Linked DNA regions of Homo sapiens: region 2 is linked to region 1. The links are chromatin loops, found by intact Hi-C in ENCODE. Cell type or tissue: Caco-2. All regions are shown on one strand. Each heading gives the region's core, and the rest is flanking DNA. Links, peaks and the distances in the headings are about the cores only.

Region 1 (12,556 bases), core at 2,827-10,826:
TCCCTTTGCCATATTTAATCAATCAACCCATATTAGTTGAGTGGTTATTCTTTGCAGGGCATTATGCGGAGGGGTAAAACCTGATCCTACCCTCCAGCTGCTTTCCACCTAGCTAGGAAAGCAAGGCCCCAAGCCCCAAGTCCTTGGGTGAAATATGTCCTCTCTCTCGCCTCAGAAGCCACATATGAATAGTGGTGCTGGTGCACAGTGTCCTCCAGCCTCACTCCTAAGCTCTGGAGGCAGGCACTGAGTATGCCTGGTCTGCCGTTTGATTCCCAGTTCCAGCAAAGAGCATGACACAAGGAAGGCTCTCCACAAATACCAGGCTATTGAATCCACGAGATAATGAAAGAATCAGTGGATTAAATTTGAGTCAGAGGAACAATCATTTAGAGATTTGCTGCATTTTGACACTAACAAATACCATGCAGATGTACCCATTTCCAAAGCCTAGGAGAAGTAGTCCTCCTGAGGCCCATCCTCTCAGAGTCAGGCAACAATAATTCAAGACCCTGCATCGTTTTCAGATGTCTTTAGGGCTTGACTTTTGCCTTAAGTTTCTTAAATCCAGCCCTGGAAATGTCAGAATGGGATTCACAAGGGATTGAATCTTGCCACTGCAGGGCATTTCAGATACTACAACCAGTGGATCCTGCCCTCTTCACCCAGGACAAGATCACAAAAAGTCAGACTGACATCAGCATCACCATCACAACGATCAGAAAGTTTAAACCTCAGCACCTCCAATTCGTATGCAGATGGCTTTGATGACTGGAAAATAAGAAGAGCCATCAGAGAAGATTATAGTCCTGACAACTCACTGTGTAATTAAAATGTCATTCTCTCCCTGGCTCCCCTAGCTCCCTCCCAGCCCCTAAACGAGCATCACACCAGCCCACTCTCTCCTACACCCTGTGCCCATCCCTCCCTCATCATGCTCCTAGAACGCCTTCCAGGTCAAACCCTGAGGAGGCAGTACCAGGGCCCTCCTACAGCCAGGCCGGGCCCATGACGCCTCCATGACTCGCCCCATGGCAGGTAGGATGAAGACACACTCTGGGCGAGGCTGGTGGAGCCATCTGCCCTCCTCATACCTCCTTTGCATGTGCTGCAAAGCTCTCTCCCACAGAGCCCTGAACAGCAGGCCAGCGGGGAACACCAGTTAACCTGAGGATAGTGCGGCAGGGCCAAGAGAGTTGGACACTCTCAGTCCTGTAGCCCTGCCGCACACCCTAGAGCCAGGCATCTCTGCTTCCTCACTCAGGAAAATGACATTCTGGACAGTTGGCCCCTGGTGGTGGAAAAGAGCCCAGGCAGAGAAATACAACAGATCAGGTGCGAGGCCTAGCCCCTAAGTGACCCGAGACAAGTCACTTCCTCTCTCCTGAGCCTGAAAAGGGTTGGGTAAAGGAACCCTGAATTGCCTTACTTCCAGACTGTGTTCCAGGCTCTTTCTCCACAGGCTTCCCACTGAAAAGCACTTCACTTGCTTCTTAGAGACTTATTTTTAGGAACAGACTAGGCTCAGTTCACTTGTTCCATTTCACAGAGACTCCGATCTGAAAGCTCCCAGTAAGATCCAGCACGCTAGACAACATAGCAGCCAGTACATCCCGGCTGCCAAGAACCTCTGTTCTATAATCCTGGCTCGGCAGAGCACCATCATGCGTGTGCCCTCCACGGGGCATGAGGAAATTCAAGGGAAAAACACACCATCATGCAATTAAGCATGGCCACACAAAACAAGCCAGATTTTCCCTTTGTTTCCCATTAAGGTTAGTCAAAACAGCACCTTTCAGGCTTGCCCGTGTGTGGTCTTTGCATTGGCCTTCAAACTCTCATTGAAAAGAGACTATTTCTTGATTATTTACTATGCAACACCCAAGACAATGCCATTAGCAGTTAATTATTACTCAACAACATGGACTCTGCCCTCAGAAACGTGTTTGATGCCCTTGCCAGAAAATATCCATGCAGAGCCTTACTGGCTCATCTTCACAATGGAATGGGCGAAGAAAAGGAGAGCCACCGACAAACTCTATTCGAACCACTCCTCGTAATTTCTCATTTAGTTACAGCTGGAAAATGAAATGCTACTGCCTGAACCAGCAGAAGGAATGGGCATGAAAAAGAGAAGAGGGACAAAAACCATAGCGGGGCCTCCAGCCCTACTCTACTCTAGATTCGTTCGCACAATAAATGTTTTACTGACCATCTGCCAAGTGCCAGGCAGTCTGTTCCCCCCAAGCAACCCCTATATCAATCTGTAAAATTTATGATTATTTAAATATTTATAATAGAATACTGCACTGCATTTTTTCAAAGCACTTTGATTTCTATTATAGTCTGCCTTCCACAGTCCATGTGGCAATGGGAAGCTCATCCAGCATCTCTTTCCTGTTTCTGCTTCCCAACGACTCTCCCTTGAGAACTGGTGCCCTTTGGCCCCTACTCATTCCAGCCTCACCCTGCTACTTCACTGCAGCCTGGAGCAGACTGCACATTCCTGAAGGGCATGTTTTATATTTGTGTGCATCCTTCCCAACATTAACAAAGCATCTACTATGTGCTGCACACCACATCTTCTGAAATCCCCGCAACATACGGAGTTCTCTGCTGTACATCTGGCCTCAAAAATGTTAAACGTATGAATCAATAGATTACAGCTTAATACAGAAAGAGCGTGGTATCAACCAAACTAGCAAAGAAATGAAGACAGCATTGGTGAATAAAACCCACTAAATGGTGAGCCCCAATGTCACCATTAGGCATTCCCAATTCCTTTATCGTCATCAAGTATGTTGCCTTCCAACCCAGAAGCAGTTGACAGATTTCCATTTTACCACATTTTCCTCCAAACATGACTGGGGGAAAGGCAAGACCAAGAACTGGTAAGAGAGTGTATAGATACAGAAAACCCAAATCTTAACAAAGCACTGAGGCACTGGTAACTGTTCTTTAACCCCCACATTCACACAACCAACTCTAAAGACTGTGTCCTATCAGCGAAAACCTTTTCATCTCCTTTACCCCTTTGGTCCAATAGTCTAATTTATTTAATCATTTTGACAGTGGCTTACTTTTTATTTAGAGCCAATTATGTACCTGGCCCCAGACCATGACATATAATGGGTAGGGACAATCAACGATATTATGACTTCTCTCCAGAAGCTGACAGTCTGGTTGGAAATATAAAACTCAATCCAAGAACAACAAGGACTTACGGGCTATACATGAAACAAGATTTCATGAACAAGATTAATATGGGCTGGAGTGATTAGGGTATGCGTCATAGAAGAGAAAGAACACAAGAAGTGAAAAAAAGGATGTCAAATAGTAACAGAAAAGATGAAAGTCATTTCAAGACAAGAGGACAGGCATGAATGAAGGAAAGGACACGGCAACAGTAATGGTAACTGGAGAAGCAGAAAGAGTGTACAAAGGGGTACCCAGTTTGCATGAAGTAGAGGATGAGCATTGCAGAAGAGGAACAAATTTAAAAAATAAAAAGTCAGCTAGAGAATTTTGATCATGTATTTATTTAATGCATAAATACTGAGCCTGTCATATGTGCCAGGTACCATGCCAGGTGCTGGAGATGCTGGGATGCAATGGTAAACCTGACATTACTAGTGTTTTCAAGGGTCTAGGAGTATGGCCTCGTAGAGAGAAAGCAAGTACAATGGTGATTAAAGGACAGAGTGATAAATGCAATGAGTAAGAGCAAGGTACTTATGGGACAGTAAATATGGGGTACCAACTTCATGCTGAGAAATAGTAATTTGGTATTAATATTAATAATTATCAATGTGATTATTCACGATGACAGCTTCCATTTATTGAATATCTACTATGTGCTAGATACTATACTAAGTACTTTATATATTGTGTCACTGAGTCCTCAGAGACCCTCTATACTACCCCTATCCCATTTCACCAGAGAGAAAGCAGATTTTACAAAAATCACAGAACTGCTAAGCGGCTTCCGTGAGTCCAGAGAACATCATCTCTGGCTTTTCCTCTACTATGAGGCACAAGCAATCCTAGTCCAGACAAACCTCATAGGAGTGACTGGATAGGGTTAATGCAATAATACATCCAGGGGAAATACTGCTGGCCAGGTCCTCCAAAATAATGCTGGATATAAAATTCTAGCTCCTGCAAGGTCACTTTTTCAGGACTGAATGTGCCAACCCAATTTCAAATGGCTCTCCTAGAATAAAAATGAAGTTCTACTTCCTAGAGGAATTAATACGCCCCTCTTGCCTCCCCTTCTGTGTCTCTCAGCCCCAACCCCCCGAGGAAAGCAAGGGCTGTTGGCGAGACACTGTCTCAGACCTAAATACCAGACCAAAGGTAAAGAGAACACTGGCAACCTTGCCAAATCCCCAGGACAGCTTTTATGTGCTCCTTTTGATCATCTGTGAGATCATTTAAGAAAAAAAGACCATTTTCATATCCAAGAGCCCCTCTGGAACAGAGTACAAACCTTGAAAGGTTACAGGAAACTTTTGCACAGACATGGAACTTCCAGCAGGAAAGTAGAAACCACAGTGCCCTTTGAGAAAACGTCTCAACACAAAAAAGGGCACAGCCAGCACTGAAGGGTACTTAAATACGGGGAGGACTTTCCTCAGCCAGAGAGAGGGGTTCCCAAACCAGCGCAAACTCACAACCTACAGAGATGGACCAACCAGGCTCTCTGCAAACAAGACTGGGCAGAGCAGTCTTGCAAACTCATCGCAGCCAAGGGAATAGACTCTCTGCTCTATTAAAGTAGTAATGGCTGTTTTGGTTCCTTATTTTATCAGAGAGATGAAGAGAAGAGAGGGGACATATAGGGGTCTTGCGAGATGGTAATTGGGAAGTTGGGAAATCATGTTTGAAAACCAGATGGAGACGAAAAGAGGAGTCTGAGATGGGAAACAGGGCAGATATATCTGGGATATTTATTTAAGGCTATGCATGGGGAGCTCTGCAAGCAGAGTGTGTATATCTGACACTTGTTGAAGTGACAGCCCTGGATCTCTGCAGAGCCTGTGAGACGGGAGGCCTCAGCAGCTGTCACACTCCAGTAAGCTGGCAGCTCTGCCTTGGATCTCCTGGCAAATCCCTGCCAATAGCTCAGACAGAAAGGTAACCACTTAATTAAAAAGAAAGAAAGAAAAGTAAAGAAACACCCATCTAGAGATGGAAAAGAGAGCAGCAGAACCTAATACTGAGAGGAAGGGGTGAGAAAAGAGTGATCTCAGGCTTTAGAAAAAGGGTCAGGAAGAAATAGGAAAGATCTAGCTTGATTTCTGAAAAGGGCCCCTTTTCCCTGGCCCCCTCTAAAATCAGGAGACATTCTTCAGGGAATTGTCAGAAGAGAAGGGAACAGACAATCCAACTAAATACAGATGGAAACCAAGAGAAGTTAGAGTCTCTTGGCTGCTATTCAGCAAGATAGACAAACATTCAGTAAATGGTCAAGGCGAAAAGGAAGCAAAAATAATCCATCAGCACAAATTCTTAAATACCCTCTCCTTACTCCACTCAGACCTGATTGCTTGTCTAGCTCCCTTTCTAACTCTCAGGCCATTCCCACTTTATCTCTTAGAGCCTTTTCAACAGCCTGCATACCCAACAGCTGTGAGTTCCCTGGGTCTATCCCTTTATGCCCAGGGACTGGGACATGCTCCAGGACAAAATGCCCCAGAATCTTATCTCCCTTCACCTCAGCTTACCTCCACTTCAGCCTGGAAGAGCCCTGAAATCTGCCTTAAGATAATTCAGAAGAGACAACCTGTCACTTCGGGGATCTAGAGCTCCTATTATTATCAAACAACCCAGGCTTCCAGCTTTAGCTCCTTTCCAGCCACTTCACAGCATCACTCCTTAAGGCATTTCAGTGTTTCTTGCAGCCTGAGAGTCATCTTTTCAGTACAGTTAAGAAAAATCTGTAACTATTGTAACTATCCTTCAACATCCTGAGTGTTCGCAAAAGCACACAGTGAGTTCTCTCATCACAGGAATTTTTCTGCAGAGGCTGTCAGTTCCTGGCACATGGGCACACTCTTGACTTTTACCAGGGGTCAAAGTGGCCTGTTAGATAGAGGGTCTGGCTGAAATCAGAAGACTAGAATAGATCCCTTGCTAAGTCTCCCCCATAGTCTCTATAAAGGAAGGGAGGATGTGCTCTGCTCTGCAAAAGCTCAGGAGACCTGAGCATTAAACTGAAAAATAAAACATATATCAGATCCACACAGAAAGGTGCAAAATTACCTGAGGAAAACAGAAAGGTGCCCAGGCTGGTAAACCTGACTACAGGTAGATTAAATTATTTTAAAAATCTATATTTACATATATTTAAATCAGCAAAGGGATTGGCCAGTGGAAGAACAGAAAAGTTGAGACATCTAAGCAAAGAGGCAGTGCCCACTGAGGCACAGGCCAGGGAAAAGTGGCCTTGCCCAAAACCACATGGCAGGCAACAGCCTTTCTGTGGTGGTAAAGCCAGTCTTCAAGCCTCTTTCTTCTTCTGGTTCCTCTAACACAAGTGCCACTTGTATTCCTTGTTCTGAACCTAGTGTCCCCAGTGACCAGGCCTGCTGCACCAGGCCTCATGCTACACTCAGAGTGCCTTCCTCCCCACCAGCTACACACCAACACAAAAACCCATACATCATCCCTTTTGAACTTTCCTGAGCCCTTTCCCAGTTTAACAGGACAATCTGCAGAGTAGCAACTTTCACACTAGAGTCTAAGACACTTCTTGAAAAAACCCTGGAAAACGGCAGTCAGGTTGATGGCTCAGACCAGCAGTTGTCAAGCTTGAGCACACATCAGAATCACCTGGAGGGCTTGTCAAACACAGATTGCTGGGCCCCACCCCCAGAGTTTCATATTCCACAGGTGCTGGGTGGGGCCTGAAACTCCACATTTCTAACAAGTTCCCAGGTGAGCCTGACACTACTGGTCTGGGGATCACATTTTCAGAATCACTGGTCTGGACTATTCAAATAATCCAGGACACAGAGGTGGGAGCCCAAAAACACTGGCATTAAAAACCCCAGACAAGTCCCTTATCTTCCAGGGGACAACCACTCCCTATCTGAGTAGCAGTAGAATAGAACCCCCTAGCTCAGCACCAACCACAGGCCAGGATCTACATCACCACTTTGGCATTTATTATCTAATTCTACATGAGTAGGGTAATACCTAGGCTAAATGAATGGTGTGATTTCAATGACATTATTACCATAATTAAAATTAATGGGCCAACTTTCTTCATTAGAAAGATCAAGAATGAGTGACAAACACAAAGAGGTCAACTACAGGATCAATCTGAGTTGGACTCTCTCTTACCCCCAGGCCTTATCAATGGGGGAGGAAGAGGAAGAGGAAGAGAATGTAGCCAGCTATCTAGGAGAACGCGGCAAGAATTTCTGGAATCCCTTATCTTCTTCTGCCAGCCCAAACACAGATCCCTCAAGTAATTCAGTAAATCAAAGAAGACATGCTAAAGAGTCCTGGGGGAACACAGGATCTTCCCATTGTACCTCCACATGGGCAAAACCTGATAATCTCAGATCTATGGGTTGTGGAGAGGAAACAGAAAGAAACAAGCTGTACAGTTGCCCTCACAAACCCCTGCACCATAGTGCACAGAAAACACTTCGAAGCAGGGAAGATCCCCCCCAGGAAAGAACAGTCAGAAGCAAGCTAGGAAGAAACCCTACCCCAGGAAAGAAGCAAGTGGGGCCAGGGCAGGAAGATCCTCAGAGTAGTGCCTGTCTCTTAGGGAACTCAGGGATATTTTCCAATCTGATGTTCCTGTGTGGACAGTGCCCGTGGTATGGGGCACACTGAGAAAAATCAAAGTGAGGCCAACAGAAGAGCTGCTTTACATAAGGCTGATATGGACGGGCAAGTCTAGCCATGGGGTGTTAGACGGTGGTGGACCAGGGAACAACTCTGTCAGATTCTGCTTACAGAGTCTCCCACACAGGGCCCCTGCCCATTCAGGACTCTAGAAAAGTAACACGATAGGGAGCCATTGCTTCTGGAAAAAGACACAGCCCTCAAAAACCCTGATGATGGTTACCCTAGCATCTCATCCCTCTTCCACTGCTCTCCTCAGACCATCAGAATGTGACCAATTCCTGAGGTTCTCAGACATTAAGGGACAGAAAGGTAAACACTGCATGTTCTCACTCACATACGGAAGCTAAAAAAAAGTTGATTTCATAAAAGTAAAAAGCAGAACAGCGGGTCCTAGAGGCTGGGAAGGGTAGGGGGAAGAGGGTAATAGGGAGAGATTTGGCAAAGGATACAAAATTACGCTACATAGGAGGACTAAGTCCCAGACTTCTCCACCACTGCCGGATAACTATAGTTAACAATAATATATAAAGTTTCAGATAGCTAGAAGGAAGACACTGAATGTTCCCAACACAAGGAAATGATAAATGTTTGAGATTATGAATATGCTAATTATCCTGATCTGATCATTATATATTCTATGTATTAAGATATCATTATATACCCCATGAATATGCACATTATTTGTCAATTAAAAATAAATAAAATCAGATTGTTTAAAAAAATGTGTTCAGAACATGTATACATATGTAACTAACCTGCACATTGTGCACATGTACCCTAAAACTTAGAGTATAATAATAATAAAATAAAATAAAATTTAAAAAAAATGTGTTCAGAGAAGAAAGAAATCTTGAAGTTGAAGAGCCCATTCAAGCAGGGAAGGACAGCTGATAAAACTAGAGATGTTTAGCCTAGAGAGATGGCGGAGCCAAGTATCTGAAGGGCTATCATGGGGAGCAGAGATGAAACACGTTCTATGTGAACATGGCCAGAGAGGGGCAGGGAGGGTAAGACAGAGACTGTTAAAGTTACATTATTTTTGTAATATCCACTACAAAAAGTTAAGCTCCACAAAATCTCACTTGGCATCAATTCACAGGCCTGGATTACAAAAGGGTGAGAAACTCACTAGCCATGCCCTAGAAGGTCTCCACGATCTGGGACTGGCCCCTCTTCATCTTCACTGGAGGGTGCTCTCACTCACTTCACTCAGCACAAACCATCCCTCTGTTGCTGGGAGGGGCCCAGCTCACTGCTGCCTCCCAATCTTGTACCTGCTGATCCCTCGCCATGAACAGATCTTGGCAAGCCTGGCTCATTGGCAATATTCAGGTTTTAACTCAAATTACCCCTCCTCAGAGAGGACTTCCCAGACACTTTCAAAGTAGCCCCACCTGGCCTTCCCCAGAATCACTCTCCGTCACATTACCCTCTTTATTTAGATAAAAATAATTTTCTCTTTATTTTCTCTTTATTTTATTCACAGAACTGACCACTCTCTGATGTTACCCTGTCTACTGTGTCTTTGTATTATAACCAGACTTTCCCATTTGAACATAAGTTCCATGAGAAGAGAGATCTCGCCTATCTTATTTACCTGTTTCCCAGTGCCTAGAACATTCTGTCAGATACTGATACTCAAATATTTGTCTATTAAATGAATATTTGTTGAAACACCAAGCACAGTCCAATTCTTTGAGTAGGAGAAATCTGATTCTGTATGCAAAGGTGTTTTCTTTTCCATCCAAATTATGGAAACCAGTTTGCTTAAGGTAAGAATTAACAGACTACTAACAAAAAATACCAGTTTTTTCTACAATAAATAATTAGCAGAACTAAATGAGCACCTTAAACTTTTTCCATGTTTCAAATAGATGAAGTCTGCCTAGACAGGAACACATTTTGGTTTTTTATAATGGCATTTTCAAGTGACAATTTCTGGGTAGTTATTAAGAGCTGAAATGTTCAACATATAAAAAACTGTTCTTAGACCTCCTATTGTAAGGTAAAATGACATGATACAACTATCATAACACATATACTATAATGCAAATTCAAACTTCATATACATGAAAAACACTAAAATAATCTTTTTATTTATTTATTTATTTATTTTTTCAAGATGAAGTCTCACTCTGTCGCCCAGGCTAGAGTGCAGTGGTGCAATCTCGGCTCACTGCAACCTCCGCTTCTTGGGTTCAAGTGATTCTCCTGCCTCAGCCTCCTGTGTAGCTGGGACTACAGGCCACTGTGCCCAGCTAATTTTTGTATTTTTAGAGATGGAGTTTCTAAAAATACTCCTGACCAGGTTGGCCAGGCTGGTCTCGAACTCCTGATCTCGTGATCCGCCCGCCTCGGCCTCCGAAAGTGCTGGGATTACAGGCGTGAGCCACCGTGCTCAGCCTAAAATAATCTTAACCAACTGTTCAACATTTGAAAATAAAAATAGAGACATTTATTACACTGTTATCATTCAACAAAACTCACTGCACTTCAAGGAAGGCACATAAGACCACTACACATGCAGCCCACATTCAAAGCACCTCTGTCACTTTTTCCAAAGATTCGACAGAAGCCAGCCAGATTGCCCTCTTGTGCTAATGTTGAAAAAATTTAGGCACTTTCAACATTTGCCAGAGTCGAGTTGTAGGCTGTGTGGCATATATCAGAGCCCACAAACAAGAGTGCTGCCCCTACAGTCTAAAAAATCCCATTTCAATAAAGCAAGTGATCCAGGTCTTATAAGATATTAACAACAGAGCATTAATCAAGCATTATGGAAATGGCCTATAAAGAGACAGTGTGTGAGCCCAATTCCAGCAACAGAAATATAGAGAAGAATTATCTCATTAAGCAGAAGTTTGTGGAACAGAATACTGAGTAGCTTTCCAGCAGGCCACAGATAATTTACAAAACGATTGCAAAGGGCACCATTTGCTTATACAAAATAGCATCTTTCATCTAAAAACTCCAGCATGCCATTTGACCAGAGGCTGTTTTGTTAAAGTCTTAAACATGAGAATTGGTCCCAGTTTTCAAGAGTCCAGCCACTTTCCCTACTAGGCAGATGGGAAAACAGTCAATGGGTAATTAAACTGGTTTTGGCTTTGGGCTGCTGCTAGTTTTCCTTGCTAGGAAGGGGCTTCTTCACAGTAAGATGGCAAGCCAGGGATAATGACAAGAATATGTTATACCACCACATTTTACTTGGCCCTCAGAACTCCTCAAAATGCTCTCTTATTTCTGATTGCTACATGGTCTCATGAATGTAGCTGAATCAAGCAGGAAACAGTCTGGCATCTGCCCAGCACATCACATGGCATCATAGACACAGGAAATTTTTAATCAGGACAGCAGGCAAATGTTCATGGCTCTGAACATGACTACAATTGCAAGGTCACTCTGCTTCTGATCCAGCTCAAGAATTTGCCTGAGCCCCTCATTGTCACTGACCTACATTTCCATGAACTATCTCCAACATCTTCTACTCAGCCGTTTTCACAGGTCTATAACACCTCTACACACTGGAGAGGGTGGTAGAAAGCCCAACACATCCTCATACTCAGAGGGTATAATACTGGAGGGCAGGAGGAGTCAATTTGACAATGTAAGTATCAAAAGCATTAGAATTCTCCATACCCTTGGGTGCAAAATTCTATTTAGAAATTTATTCTTAAGGAATAATTTTGAATGATTTTGTGATGTAACTACAAAGATGTTGACAGCTGTGAGAAACTAGAAACAAGCTAAATGTCAAAAAATGGGATCTGGTTAAATAAATATATGTATTAATAGAATGTAACTATACTCAGCCATTAAAAACAATGTTGTAAAGGATTATTTAAAGATGTGAAGTAATCATATAAACTATTAAGTGAATAAAGAAGATCACAAAACTTTATGCATGGTGGCTGAATGTGGTGGCTCATGCCTGTAATCCTAGCACTTTGGGAGGCCTAGGCGGGTGGATCACTTGAGCTCAGGAGTTCAAGACCAGCCTGGGCAACATGACGAAACCCCATCTTTACAAAAAATACAAAAAATTAGCCAGGTGTGATGGTGCGGCCTATAGTCCCAGCTACTTCGGGGGCTGAGGTGGGAGGATCACTTGAGCCTAGGAGGTCAAGTCTGTAGTGAGCCGAGATCAGGTCACTCCACTACAGCCTGGGTGACAAAGTGAGACCCTGTCTCAAAAAAACAAACAAATAAATAACAACAACAACAACAAAACCAACAACAAAAAAACCTTTATGCATAACATTTCATTTTTGTTAAAAGCATTCCATTTTTGCAACAATTACAATCTGAAAATCTGAAACAGTGTCAGTCTGCTCGGGTTGCTATAACGAAAGTGTCATAAACTAATGGCTTAAACAACAAACATTTACTTCTCAAGTTCTGGAGGCTGGAACATCCAAAATCAAGGTGTCAACAAACAGATCCAGTGTCTGGTGAGGGCCTGCTTCTTGGTTTGCAAATGGCAGTCTTCTCACTGTGTCCTCACACAGCCAAGAGAGTGAACTTGACTCTCTTTCACTTCTTCTAAGGACACTAATCCCATCATGAGGGCCCCACCCTCATGACCTAATCCAAGTCTAATTACCACCTCTTGATATCATCCCATTGGGGGTTAGAGTTTCAACGTATGAATTTGGGGGAGACACACTCAGTCCACCCGAAGAAGATGTGT
Region 2 (12,556 bases), core at 2,544-10,543, 49 kb before region 1:
ATTATATTGCTATTACCCCAGTCCAAAAAGTCTCTTCCATATCTTTCAGACCCTTTATAAAGACAACATAAACTTTGAACTCATCTTGCAAAATAAGCACTCACAAAGTTGCCAGGTGGGGCCTACAGTGCTCCAGGAAAGGTTACTCAACCCTGGGAACTCTGGGAATCAGACAAAGGAGGCATTCAGGTGCTACCGGATATGGCAGAGAAAAGAGAATGCAGTTCCTTCCCTCTGGTTCTGCAAAAGTTCCTTATTTATGTTTTTCTTTCAAATAACACTGCTGTGCATTGTTGGGATACTCTTAGATCAGAGCATCTTTCCTGAGGGATCAGATAGAAGGAATTACGAGAGAAAGAGGCAAGGGGAGAAAATGCCTTTCCAATCATGGGATTGGTGACACTGGTTAATTCTGCATGCCAAGAGGGAAGGAACCAAGACAACAAAAAACATGCTAAGAGTTCTCACTCTATATATACAGGTTTCTATTAATAACCATCAGAAACCCAGGACCAATTCAAAGCCAGACAATCAAAAGGGATTACTGAAGAAAAGCACCCAGTGATCTAACGTCCTTGATCCCAGGAAGATGAGATTTGTACTCAGTTTTAGCTTTAAATATGATTCCCACAAAATGACTTCCAAAATTTAAAAATCCCTGATTCCTACAGTTTTACCCAACCTTATAATGGATTTTATTTCTTCTCAACAACAACTTCTCTGCTTCCTTGAGGCAAATCTCTCTAGCGAGGACAAACTGGCCATACCCATTCCTGTCCAGGTCTCCCATCAACACCCCCACAGCACAGATTGGGGAGCTAGAAGGGACCCCACATATCATATACTGTTATCTAGGCTTCTCATTTTAGAGTTTAAAAAACTGAGGCCAAGAGACCCAGTAAATGACTTTCCCAGGGTTACAGAGTCAAGTAGGAGCAGATCCCAGGCCAGAATTACTATTTCTGTACAGTATTATTTCTAATATATTATACTACTATCAACTCATGGTCATCTTAATCCTATGTGTATTAATCTCATCTCCTTAACTAGATTAAAATCTCCTGGAGAGCAAGAATTATATGTTTTCCTAGTAATTTTAAGCACTCACACCATAACAGCCAGCACCAAGCTAAGACATTTAGGAGGAACACTCAAGTGATTCCTGACCAACTCCTACCTCACTCTTCATTAAGGATCTAGCCTGCATGCTCTGCTGGCAGCATCCAATGGCCACATCCACCATGTTGTTCATCACTCTGTACTGTCCCTGCACATTGTCTTTCTCTTCACTGGACTATAAGATGTTTAAAGACAGGACTGGGCCATATCTTATTTCCTGTGTGTATCTCAATATTCAACACATACTAGGAGATTTAAAAAAAAGGATTAAATAAAAAATGGATTCTACAACAAGTCTCAACCAACCCACATACATCACAGAAGGTCTAAGTTACCTCTGGGGCAGGAGTTGATCACTCTACCCTCCCTTGAAACGTTTTCTTTTCTTGGTTCCCATTTTTTACTCTTTCGATAGAATTGTAGCCCTAAGGGCACCTGGCCTGCCATCTTTAGGAGAGAGGTCAATAGTAACCAATGACACCTTGACCCCTCAAATGTGTTAACGTTGGTATTAATAAAATGCTTTAAAGGAGCTAGCAGTTGGAGCCAGATGTGTTCTTTTAAGGAAAAACGTAAACGTTAATCCATCATAAGCTATCATCATTAAAATAGCCCACCTGGGACTTACAGAAGATTACCAACTCCATTGCCAAATCCAGATGCCAAAAGAGAATACTTAAAGACATTCTGACACACCCAGAAATCAAGCCAGTATTCTGGCATAAACAGATGTTCTCGTTCTGATCCTTTTCTCTACCAAACTTGATTAGCTGACAGGATTGTAAAATGTCTCATTCACAAAATAATGTCTAAAAAGCAATTGCTGATGGACATCTGGGTTGTTTCCAGTTTTGCCTACTACAGCTAAAGCTGCTATGAAGGTTCATGTACAAGCGCTTGCATTTGCTTTCACAGACATATGCTTTCATTTCTCTTGGGTAAATACCTAGAAGTAGAATGGTTGGATCATATGGTAGGTGTATGTTTAACATTTTAAGACATTACCAAACTGTCTTCCAACTGGCTGTACCATTTTGCATTCCCACCAGCATTATGTGAGAGTTCCAGTTCCCTGACATCTTCATCAACATTTGACATGGTCAGTCTTTTACATTTTTCATCATTCTTAGTTATGCAGAGGTTCCTCCTTATGGTTTTAATTTGCATTTTCCTTAAGACTAATGATGCTCAGCATCTGTTCATATGCATATCTGCCATCTTTATGTCTTCTTTGGTGAAGTATCTGTTCAAAGCTTTTGCCCAGTTTTTAAAATTGGGTTGTTTTCTTATTAATTTTTTTAAGTTCTTTATCTTCTGAATACAAGTCCTTAGGCAGGAATGTTCACAGCAATTGCCTTCCCCAAATTAAAAACAAAATATCCTACTAGTTTCCTCTCTTTCCTCGCCCTATCCTTGTCCCCTCCTCCTCTACATGGTAGCACACAATCTCAGCATTTAAATAAAAGAGGAGGCAGCTATGGTCTTCCCTCAAGCTCCCATCACCCTATATAGCCATAGTTAGGAAGTAGATCTTCTCATATCCTTGTTACTCAAATGCATGTATACTCATGCATGCCCAGGAGGAGTTAACATAAGCCCATTTCTTCTCTAAAGATGCACTAACTTTGAATCGTTAGCTCAACTAGGAGCAATTTTATCCCCATGCAATACTTGGCCATATCTAAAAAAATTTTTGTTTGTCACAACTGGACAGTAGAAATGGTTGCTACTGGCACCCAATGGGTAGAGGCCAGAGATGCTGCTAAACGTCATACAATGTCCCCCACAACGAAGAATTATCTGGAAACTCTGCTTTAAATCAATTTACAGGTACTCCTTTAGATAAAGCAATATAGTATAATAGAAATAATACAGATTTGAGAGCCAGGAGACCTGGGTTCTATTCCTAGCTCGGTCACTAACTAGTTGTATAACCTCAGGAAAACACTTAATCTCTCAAAGCACTAAATTCTTCATCTGTAAAATGCAGAAGCTAACCTAAATTATCTCTAAGTTCTCCTCTAGTAGCAAATAAATATAGCTATTTATTCAAAACCACATAGAACTTGGAGCAGTCCTGAAAATGTCCTTAGGTTCCATACTTAAATTCAACAAGATGGTAACAAAGGTTGGTTTAAGAGAACAGTCCTTGAGAATGTGTCTCAAAGAGAATGAAAATCAACTGCTGACCCCAGCAGGAACCTTGCCTCAACTGAGAGGGGAGACAGGTTCCCAGCACCTGTCAAGCAGAATCTTGGGATCTAGTTACTCCCTAAATAGACCCTGCCCCACCAGTCTGGATCCTTCTCTCCTCCATCCCATGCCTACTCACTCAACTTCAGGGATATAAACATGTAAAATTTGAGTTTCACAGCAGAGCAGGTAAAAATACTTTAAGGCCCGATACACCTCATTGAGCCAGTCTCCAACTTATAAATGAGTCTGTGCCAATGATATGGTGTCTTTGAAAATCCAGACGGAGCTCTGATAGGAGGTAAGTCACCTTGTAGTGGGAACCTGGGACTCACTCCCTCAAATGACAGGCCACAGGCAATACCAACGCTGAATCCTAATCAGTTCCTGCCACTCACACCCCCTTTGAGGGGAAGACGGTCCTCCAACAATTCTTACAACAGCTGTTTTGCAGGTTAAATGAGGTTGAAAAATGGTCCTGTGGGTCCCTGCAAGAATGAACAGACAGCCAACATCTCAGATGGCCCATGGGTAAAGTTCTTTAATTTCAAACTGACTAAAAATTAGAAACATTAATTAAGGAAGAATATTTACCTGGAACCTCTCAGAATTAACCCCAAGAGCTGCCTGTAGATATTTCTGGTGAAATCATATGACTTCCACCATAATTGATGGGTTAAGAAGAGAGCAAGGCCAGCCCTTGGAGATGGGGAAGAGATTTGCTCTTCAAAGAGGCAGACCGATTTGAAAGGAGACCTTACACTCTTCTCTGTCTCTTTTCCGATAAGGTCAGGGCCATAGTTGAAACACATTACTAATCACCATCATCTCTCTTCCTTGTTTTTTTTCTTCCATGCATATTCACAGCAAAGAGGGAAAGCGAGGACACAGAATGTAGGAAGTGAATACCCTGGTCTCTGAGAGGTACTGCTCTTTATGCAGGAGCCCATGCCCATTGCCCCTCATCATTGCCTTCCTCACCTGCTTCTCTCTCATCTAGCCAGTGCTTGATGGGACCTTGAGAAGCATGCTTTCCTCTTCCAGCTGCCGCCATTACACATCTAACACCCCCTTGTCCCCTCTCGGCTACAATAACCTTTCAACAGACACACCTGAATTAAAGTCAATGCAGACTTCAATCAGGATATCACTCCTAAAGCAGAAGCAGATAGCACTACTCATTACCAGCTTGAAGACTGAGAACAGTAGGCTCCCTTAGGGACAATCATAACTCCTTGTTTAATCAGGCTCCTGCACTGCCTGCTGTCTGTGGGTGTATGTATACATGGGTATGCGTATATAGGGGAGGAGCTCAAACCGAAAGCAACATGCAAAATAAACTCCTCTATTAAATAATGCTCATTTTCACTTTTTCTCCTCTACTTTTGCCCGCGCCCCTCCTTCCCGAAGACCAATTTGCAATAAAATCTAGGAGATAGCTGAAGGTTTTATGCTCACTGCTGAAGACTAGCAATTTCTTCTCTAGTGATTTGAGCCCTATCTCTAGTGGATCCCCTGAGTTGCTGCTTTCTTCAATTCTTGGAGGCTGATGATTAGAGCTATCATTTCTATATAACAAATTACATCTGTAATACAACCACCATTGTTTTTTACTCAGACTCTTGTGGGTCAGGAATGTGGAAGAGACTTGGCTGGGCAGTTCTTGCTTGGGGTTTTGCGTGCAGTTACAGTAAGATGTTGGCTAGGGCTGCATCTGAAATTTTGATGGGTCTGGACGTCCAAGATGGCTCAATCCACAGCTGACAGATGATGCTGGCCATCAACTGGGAGCTCAGCTGGAGCTGTCACCAGAGTGCCTACACGTGGCCTCTCCAGCATGGCTATGTCAGGCTAGTTGGACTTCTTTCTTGGCAGCTAGTGTTCCTCATAGTGAGGAATAGTTGACTGGCCATTTTTTTGGACCTAGCCTCAGAAGCTGCATACTTCCACTGCATTCTGTTGGCTGCATGCAAATCATGAAGGTAAACCAAGATTCAAGAGTAGTCACAAACTCCATCTTTCAATGAGATGAGTCTCAAAGAATTTGCAGACATGTTTTAAAAACCCACACTGACCTGTCATCACTTAAAACCCTATTCACTTGAGGTCAGGGAATATACTCTGTTCCTTACTCTCTCAAGCCTAGTTGAGTGTCTGACACATTGTAGATGTTCAATAAATAGATGATGAATGAAGGAAGGAAGGTAAAAAGAACAAATGAACTTCCTGAATAAGGAAACTTCTAGATCTATTTTTTGAGAGAAAAGTCATTTACTGTCCCCAAGCTTTGTTTTCTTTCATTGTTACAGTGGAGATATGACATTCAACTTTCATGGGATTGTGGTTAGAGATGAATGAGATGATTTAGGAGGAAGGATTTTCATTTTCCCAGGGTTGCTGAAAAAGTAAGACTAGAGATGGCACCATGCAGCCAGCCTCTCCTTGTTCACAGAGTTTCAGTGTGAATCTGCTTTGTTGATGTTGACATCTGTCACCTCATCTGGAATGCCTTCCCTTTTCTCCTCTGCTGAGTCAATCCTTGGAGACCTATTTTCATCTTGAGTTCTTCCCGTAGAGGCAGTGTGGGAATTAAGAGCCTGGACTCTGCAGTCAGGGGGAGTGCAGATTCTCTCTCCCACATTGTGCAGTGTAGCCCAGGTCAAGTTACTTAATCCTTCCCAGCCTCATTTTCATCTGTAAAATGAGGATAATAATAGTATCTACCTCATACAGTCATGGGGATTAAATGGGTCAATATGTACTGAGCACTCAGAAGGTTGCCCAGCATAGAGCAAGTGTGAAGTAATTTTAACTAGCTATTATCATCACTCCAGTCTTCACGATCTCTCTCTCCTCTGAACTCCATGCTCTTCCCAAAATGAACTCACTTCAGTTTCCCAAAAGTGCCAGGTTTTCTTGCCCTTCCATGCTGTTCCGTATGCAACTTCCTCTTAAAAGTATTAATCTTTTAAAGCACTCAGCTCTGCGCCTGGCACATGCTAAGCATTATCTTCAGTGTTGGTGATTATGGTTCTACCTAGAATGCTCTTTCCCACCTCTCCTCTGCTTCCCTTGTCTGGCTAATTCTTGGTCATCTTTCAAGTCTCAATTGAAATGTTTCCTTCCAAGAAGCTTTCCCTTCCATGCTAAATCCAGAGTAGGTGCCTTTCCAATCAGGGTCACTGCTGGTCCCTGTGAGCCTTTCTGTGAGTTACAAAAAGGCTCCCCTGCCTCTAGCCAGTACATGTCTTGAGAAGTAGAGGATAGGCTGGATTTCAGCCTCTACTCATCCTTTCAGCCAACAGCCCTTGAACAGCCACACCCCACATAACTGCACACTGCCCTGCTTCCAGTGTGCACTCATGGCATTTATCCTACTCCACTGTGACCATCCCTTGACACGTCTGTATCCCGCCATCAGACTGTGAACTCTGCAAGGGCAGGGCCATAATTGCTCCAGGTGAAATCCCCAATACTTAGTATATCACCCAGCACCAAATAGGTGCTCAGTAAATATTTGTTGAATACATGAATGGACCATGAAGAAATGACCATGTGCCTTGTATCTTTCCCTTGGGGTTGTTTATACATTCCACAGTGTACCTGTGCAAACAAAAAGCTGCCAAATAACACGCTGATGTTTTATCTTTACTCCACGTTTGTAGTTTTTGTTTTGAGTTGGGAGAACAGTGAGTGAGACTTCAATTCATATAGACAGTGTGATTCAGGCTCCCGCTAGAAAGCATGCTGTGCTGTAAGAGCCCTTATCCAGGTGGTTAATGGTACCTCTGCAAATGCAACCTTCTCTAGTAAAAGGCAAAGTGCTATTCTGGGGCCCTGCTGAGCTTGCCTGGGCTTGGGCAGAATGTATAAGCCAAAAATATTTCCCTGAACCGTTCAGAAGGCACTGAATGAAGAGGCTGTTCTGAGGTACTGCCCATAGGGCCAGAAGGCAGGAATCCCAATCCACGTGCCAGGTGAGCAGGCATGCCTCAACACACACACACACACACACACACACACACACACACACACTGGCCACACAGTGCAGCAGGAATGGGACTTGAGCCAATCATGGAAGTCAGTGAGGCCCCTCTGTTCAGTCAGCTGGCAGTTGTTGTGGCTTATTGAGAAGGACAGACCATAAGGCAATAAGGTAATCTCATCTGAGCAGTTAAGGAATGGGTTTCAATGAGTGTCTCTAGCGTGGCAGGTGGGTAAATGTGCCAGGAAGCTGCCATCTGGTGGCAGGAGCACCAATCCAGGCACTGGGAAGCCTGGAGGGAGCTCTGATGCCACATTACTGAAGCAAGTCACCTTCCCTCTACATCTGTGTCCCCAAGTATTAGTTGGCAATATACAGGCCTTTTTACTTCCTGGAATTATTTTGAGCATAAAATCAGACAAACCTAAGTAAAAGTAATCTGAAAGTAAATTATTCTCGAAGTCATTATACTCATTGAGTTGTACAATCCCTTTGCAACATCACCCTACTTGTTTATGCTGCTTTTCCTACTGGGGTTCTCTCCCACTCCTCTTGTCCTTCACAGTGGCCTCTGTTAGCCCATCTGTCTTAGCTGGTGATATGTGACTCCTCCAGGTACATCCCCAGGTTACTTAGGGGCAATAATCATATCAGGCAATCTCTTGGGGGCTTATGACTCACAGCCCAGCACTTGGCATACAGCAGGCTTGCTGAATATTTGCTTAACTGAATATAAGCACGTGTGTTGATCTGTGTGAGTATGTGTGCAAATACATATTCACTCTCAGTCTTCACAGGATCTGACCATTGGAACAACAAAGGAATCCTTTTGGTGACAGGCACCAAAGGGCAGTGTCATTATAATATGTCAAATTGCATTATACTCAAAATAGGGCTCCAAAACCTTGGTTGATGCAGTCCACTGAATTTTAGGAATTCACCCAATAACTGGTAAAATAGGAACTTGCAATAAGAGAATATGATCTGTAGATCACAATGGCTACTTCCTAGACACGTTCCTTAGATGAGCTTCCTCGGCTCTCCTAGAGGCACCTGCCCACATCAGCTGGGGCCATGTGGAGCCCATATCTGATTTGTCTTCACTAATCTTCTTACAGTAAAAGACTTCTTATAAACACAATCATAACCAGTAAAAGTTGGTCTATTACTCAAAACAGATGTTAAGGCAAAGAACCATAGAAAACAGTATGTGCATACCTTAAACATTTTATTTTAATATAAGATATATAAATGTATGTTTATTCACTAATATTGTAATGTAGATTGGAGGTCTTTCCTCTAGGAATAGGTCTACAGATTAACTTACCAAACTCTTCCTTACATAAATAACACAATATATTGACTCTGATTTCTAATTTTGCTTTCTTCCAAGTGGATTAAGAACTTAGAGACATTTGCTGAGTAACATGGGTGCAGGATCCTTCTAAGATTTTTACTTTCCCTCCAACTTTTTTATGCTGTCTTCTTCATAACTAATCCATTGGTGACTTCTGTAACAATTCACTGTTATCATTTTTTTCAAAACATTCTACTTTTATATACGCAGCAACTATAAGAGATGAGATGTCAGATACTTAGAAGAGTACCTAACACACAGTAAGTACTCAGTGAATGTTAGCCATCTATTTTTTCTCACTCATATTTCATTTATGTAATAATTAAATTATTCAATTACAACAACAAATATAACTGGTGCAAACAAGTTTAGGAATTCACACAATTGGCTCTTGGTATGCATTCAGCCCTAATGGAGGGAAAAAAATTATGGTGGCACATAAGACAACAATAACAAAAACACGTAGCAGCAGTTGCCGGTAGTATGTTTTACAGAAGGAATGGAGACTAGCAGGTAAGTTAAGTGGAGGTCACTTAAGAGAGCTGCTTCTTTGATGAAGCCCTAACCCTTCCCCTGTAGACTCTATCCCCAACCAGGGCTGATGCTTAATGTAGCACAGGCTGTGACCCGCACAAAAATACCCAGCTGAGGGGGTTAGTGGGGACTGGAACCCATCCATGCTCCAAAGGAAGAGACACCTTTCTCTTATTCATACGTCCATTCTCCCTCCTTCTCCCCCAACCCTGCCTCCTATTCAAGTCCACACATTGTTACACAGAACAAAATTAGGCAGGGCTATCAGGTTAAAGCACTGCACCATACTGTAAATGATGCTCTCATTAAAAACAACAGCACGGTCAAGCAGAGAGCATGCTTGCATATGAAATGTGATTAATCCTGTCAGATGTGGCTCATGATGACTGGGGCCACACCACCACGACAGCAGCTCTGCATCGAGCCTAGCTGTGTGCCTGGCCACACCCCAAAGTGCTTCACACTCCTCTCATTTCACCCTCAGAGGCAGACAAGAGGACAGCAAAGGACTCATGTGTCTCCCATGCTCTCTGAAAATGACTTCCATTTCTACTGGGGACCAAAAGTAACAACAAAAGTAGCTTTTTATTTGTAGAGCACACGACTTTTTCAAAGTACATAGCTAACACTGTCCCCGCAAAGCCTGCCTCCTTTAAGTGCTATAGCTGATGAAGTTAGAATGGGTGATCTGTGTCCACTTGAGTTGAATATTCTTTAAGTAATAAAGGACTCAGTTATATTTTAATTCTTTAAAACTGATTCTCCTTCTTGTCAATCAACTGTCAATTTTCTGTGTTAATTTCTGGCAGAGGTAATAGAGTTAATCCAAAATCATAGGTGTGTTAAAGTCCAGATTGACCAGTATCCTTAACAAACCAGGCACTGAGCTGAAAAGGGGATCATTTCCCAGTGGGCCTTAATGCCCACAAAAATCCCTGTGGAAAATTGAGAAACAGACAGAAAGTGACTAGCCTAAGGCTTGAGAGTGAGTGGCTGACTGACTGGCAGAGGGCTGGAAATCAAATTCAAATCTCCTGACCTCTAATTTCAGAGGGTGTCCTGCCTTCCCAAGGCCCAATTTTACAGTTAAATGGCTTAACAAGGGCTTTACTGGATTGAAGTCAACATTAAAAGACATTAGATTCCACCAGCACAGTCTTTGGCCCTTTGTCTCTAATGAGAATTTGCCCAGTTAAAATTTCAACATTGGGTCTAACCTGAGGGATCTTGACTTTCAGCCTGAAGCTCTTGAAAAGACTTGATTAACTTGGGAGTTCCTGCTACAAAGAAAGAGTCAAGAACCCTCTCCAGCAAAGGTGAGCTGGCCTCAGTGGTAAACGGGAAACGAGCTGGTTTAAATCACCACCCTCTCACCAATCATCAAGATAAATTCCATCAAACATACACGTATTGTGTTTCCAGGAGAGCTGGGGGTTATCCAGGGCTCTGAATAATATGCTACCATCAAGATGAAACATTTTCCTTCTCAAGTAACTAGCAATTTAGCTAGGAGAGGCTCCTCTGATGCCTAAGAAGGAGGGTGAAGACAGGTCAGTGAGGAAGTACAGCCTGCATGCAGACCAGGAAGCCTGAAACCAGCCAGACTCTTCTGCAATACATGGACTGGCCTGTGAACTATGGGTTTCGATTTATAGAGACAACATTTCTAACCAAGGGAAACAGAAAGGAAGGCAAATTGAGGAATGCAGGAATACACCTGCCCCCCCATCCCCCACCAAAGAAAAAGAGGGAAAGGGGGGCTGGAGTGTTCAAGAAAGCAAAAAATGGAAAGAGGAGAGAGGGGACTAGAGGGATGACTTGCCCTGCTTCCTCATGGCTTAACAGAAGTAACATATGGGCAAAGGGTGTGCTTTAATGGCAGACTGATGGACGGGAGTAGAAAGACATGTCCGCTAGTTACTCTCTGGGTATCCCTGGACACACTGCTCAAGCTTGCAGCCCTTCAGCTGTGAAAATATGAATGGTATGTTGTGAAGGGCAAGTCAGCTAAAAATATTTTCCTGGGGATTAAGTGAGATCGTATCTGTAAAGCATCTAACAGGTTCATAGGGGCTCAATATAATGGTAGTTTTTGTTATTAGTGACCAAGGAAAATGGTAGCACAGTTGTACATATTCAAAATTGCTGATTGGTATTAGAAAGTTGGACAGCTACTAGCATAGGAATGGAAAGCTGAACTGTACTATGGAGTTGAGGTGGAAAGAAGCCAGAGGAATGGGAAATCAGTAATGAAATCAAAGACCCTGATACACAGAATCTGGTGATCAGTTAACATCTGTGGAACGAATGAATGAGAATTTAACTAACCTATATTTGTCATTTACAATACAACTCTAAACTGGGACTGGGGAAGTGACATGAAATATCACTTAACATGTAGACTGTGCTCCTAACAAACTCTTGGAGGATCCCCCTGGCCTCAGTTTCTCATCTCCAATGAATGAAACCAGATGATGTCTATGTGCCTTCTAGATCTCAGATTCTATATTTCTTTGATTTATCCAACTGATGCGACAAGTATCAGCAAATGATCTAAACACATGGATGCATGTATGTGAGCATGAAACATATTCATGTCATCAGTGAGTCAGGCAAGTGCTCCTTGAACACTGGCCCCATGTGGACCAAGAGACGGAATGCCAGGAATTAACCACCATCACCTTTCTTGTAACTGCCCCTTGGCCTCTAGTGATGCAGTCACTACTCTGCTTAATTAAAACCACGTACACAGGCCTGGTTTTAATTAAGCAGAGTAGTGACTGCATCATTCTGGCCACTGAAGCTTTGATCTCCCCATGCAGCATGTTTCCGCACTGTTGACCATGCTCCAAGAGCCTGAAACACAAACCAGCAAGAGCCTTTGACAAGTCAGCCTTGACGAGGCTCCCCATGGCCCCTTTCCAGGTATGCGCAACAGTGAGGACCTGCAAGGTGCAGAGATCAGGGAGAGGGCAATGGAAAAAGGCAACAAAGGCTCATGCTACCAAGAGCCAATACCAGCGCCAGGGAAGTCTTCTTCACTTAGGCAAGCTCTTACATAAGAGCTTCCCAGTAAGGGTCATGCCTGTTGCCACAGAGTGCAACGAAATCATGACAGAGAGAAAAATGATTTGTTGTGGGGAGATGAGTAAGATTAAGTTCAAATTCAAGTTAGCTGAGTGAACCCTTCTATGGGGGAAAAGCTTTCAGAATCAGGTCCCCAGGATCTAAACCTCATAACACTTGGCAAGTTAAAAAAAAAAGTTTTAAAATGTTTAATAGGAAAAATTTCTCTCTCTCTGTACTACATTTCTTCTTCACATATTCAGGATTTACTGAAGGAACGCTCAGGTTTAAAACAATAAAAG

What was found. Peaks named below come from ENCODE experiments on the same cell type or tissue, not always from the same donor. Only the 100,000 strongest peaks of a DNase experiment are listed, where the experiment ranks them.
Region 2: it touches region 1 in a loop (2.1-fold over the local background); 3 of 110 quality-filtered maps call a loop at or near these places.

What each region holds. Positions count from the first base shown.
Region 1 is chr1:162,186,486-162,199,041 of GRCh38, reverse strand. All of the region lies in intron 2 of NOS1AP (nitric oxide synthase 1 adaptor protein), which reads right to left. Among named protein-coding and RNA genes, the nearest start is that of MIR4654, 36 kb to the right of the region's middle. RefSeq lists an enhancer at 363-999. In Caco-2, for the core only: no CTCF peak of the experiment used is centred there; DNase peaks (open chromatin) are centred at 6,871 and 7,421.
Region 2 is chr1:162,235,036-162,247,591 of GRCh38, reverse strand. All of the region lies in intron 2 of NOS1AP (nitric oxide synthase 1 adaptor protein), which reads right to left. Among named protein-coding and RNA genes, the nearest start is that of MIR4654, 84 kb to the right of the region's middle. In Caco-2, for the core only: no CTCF peak of the experiment used is centred there; a DNase peak (open chromatin) is centred at 6,711.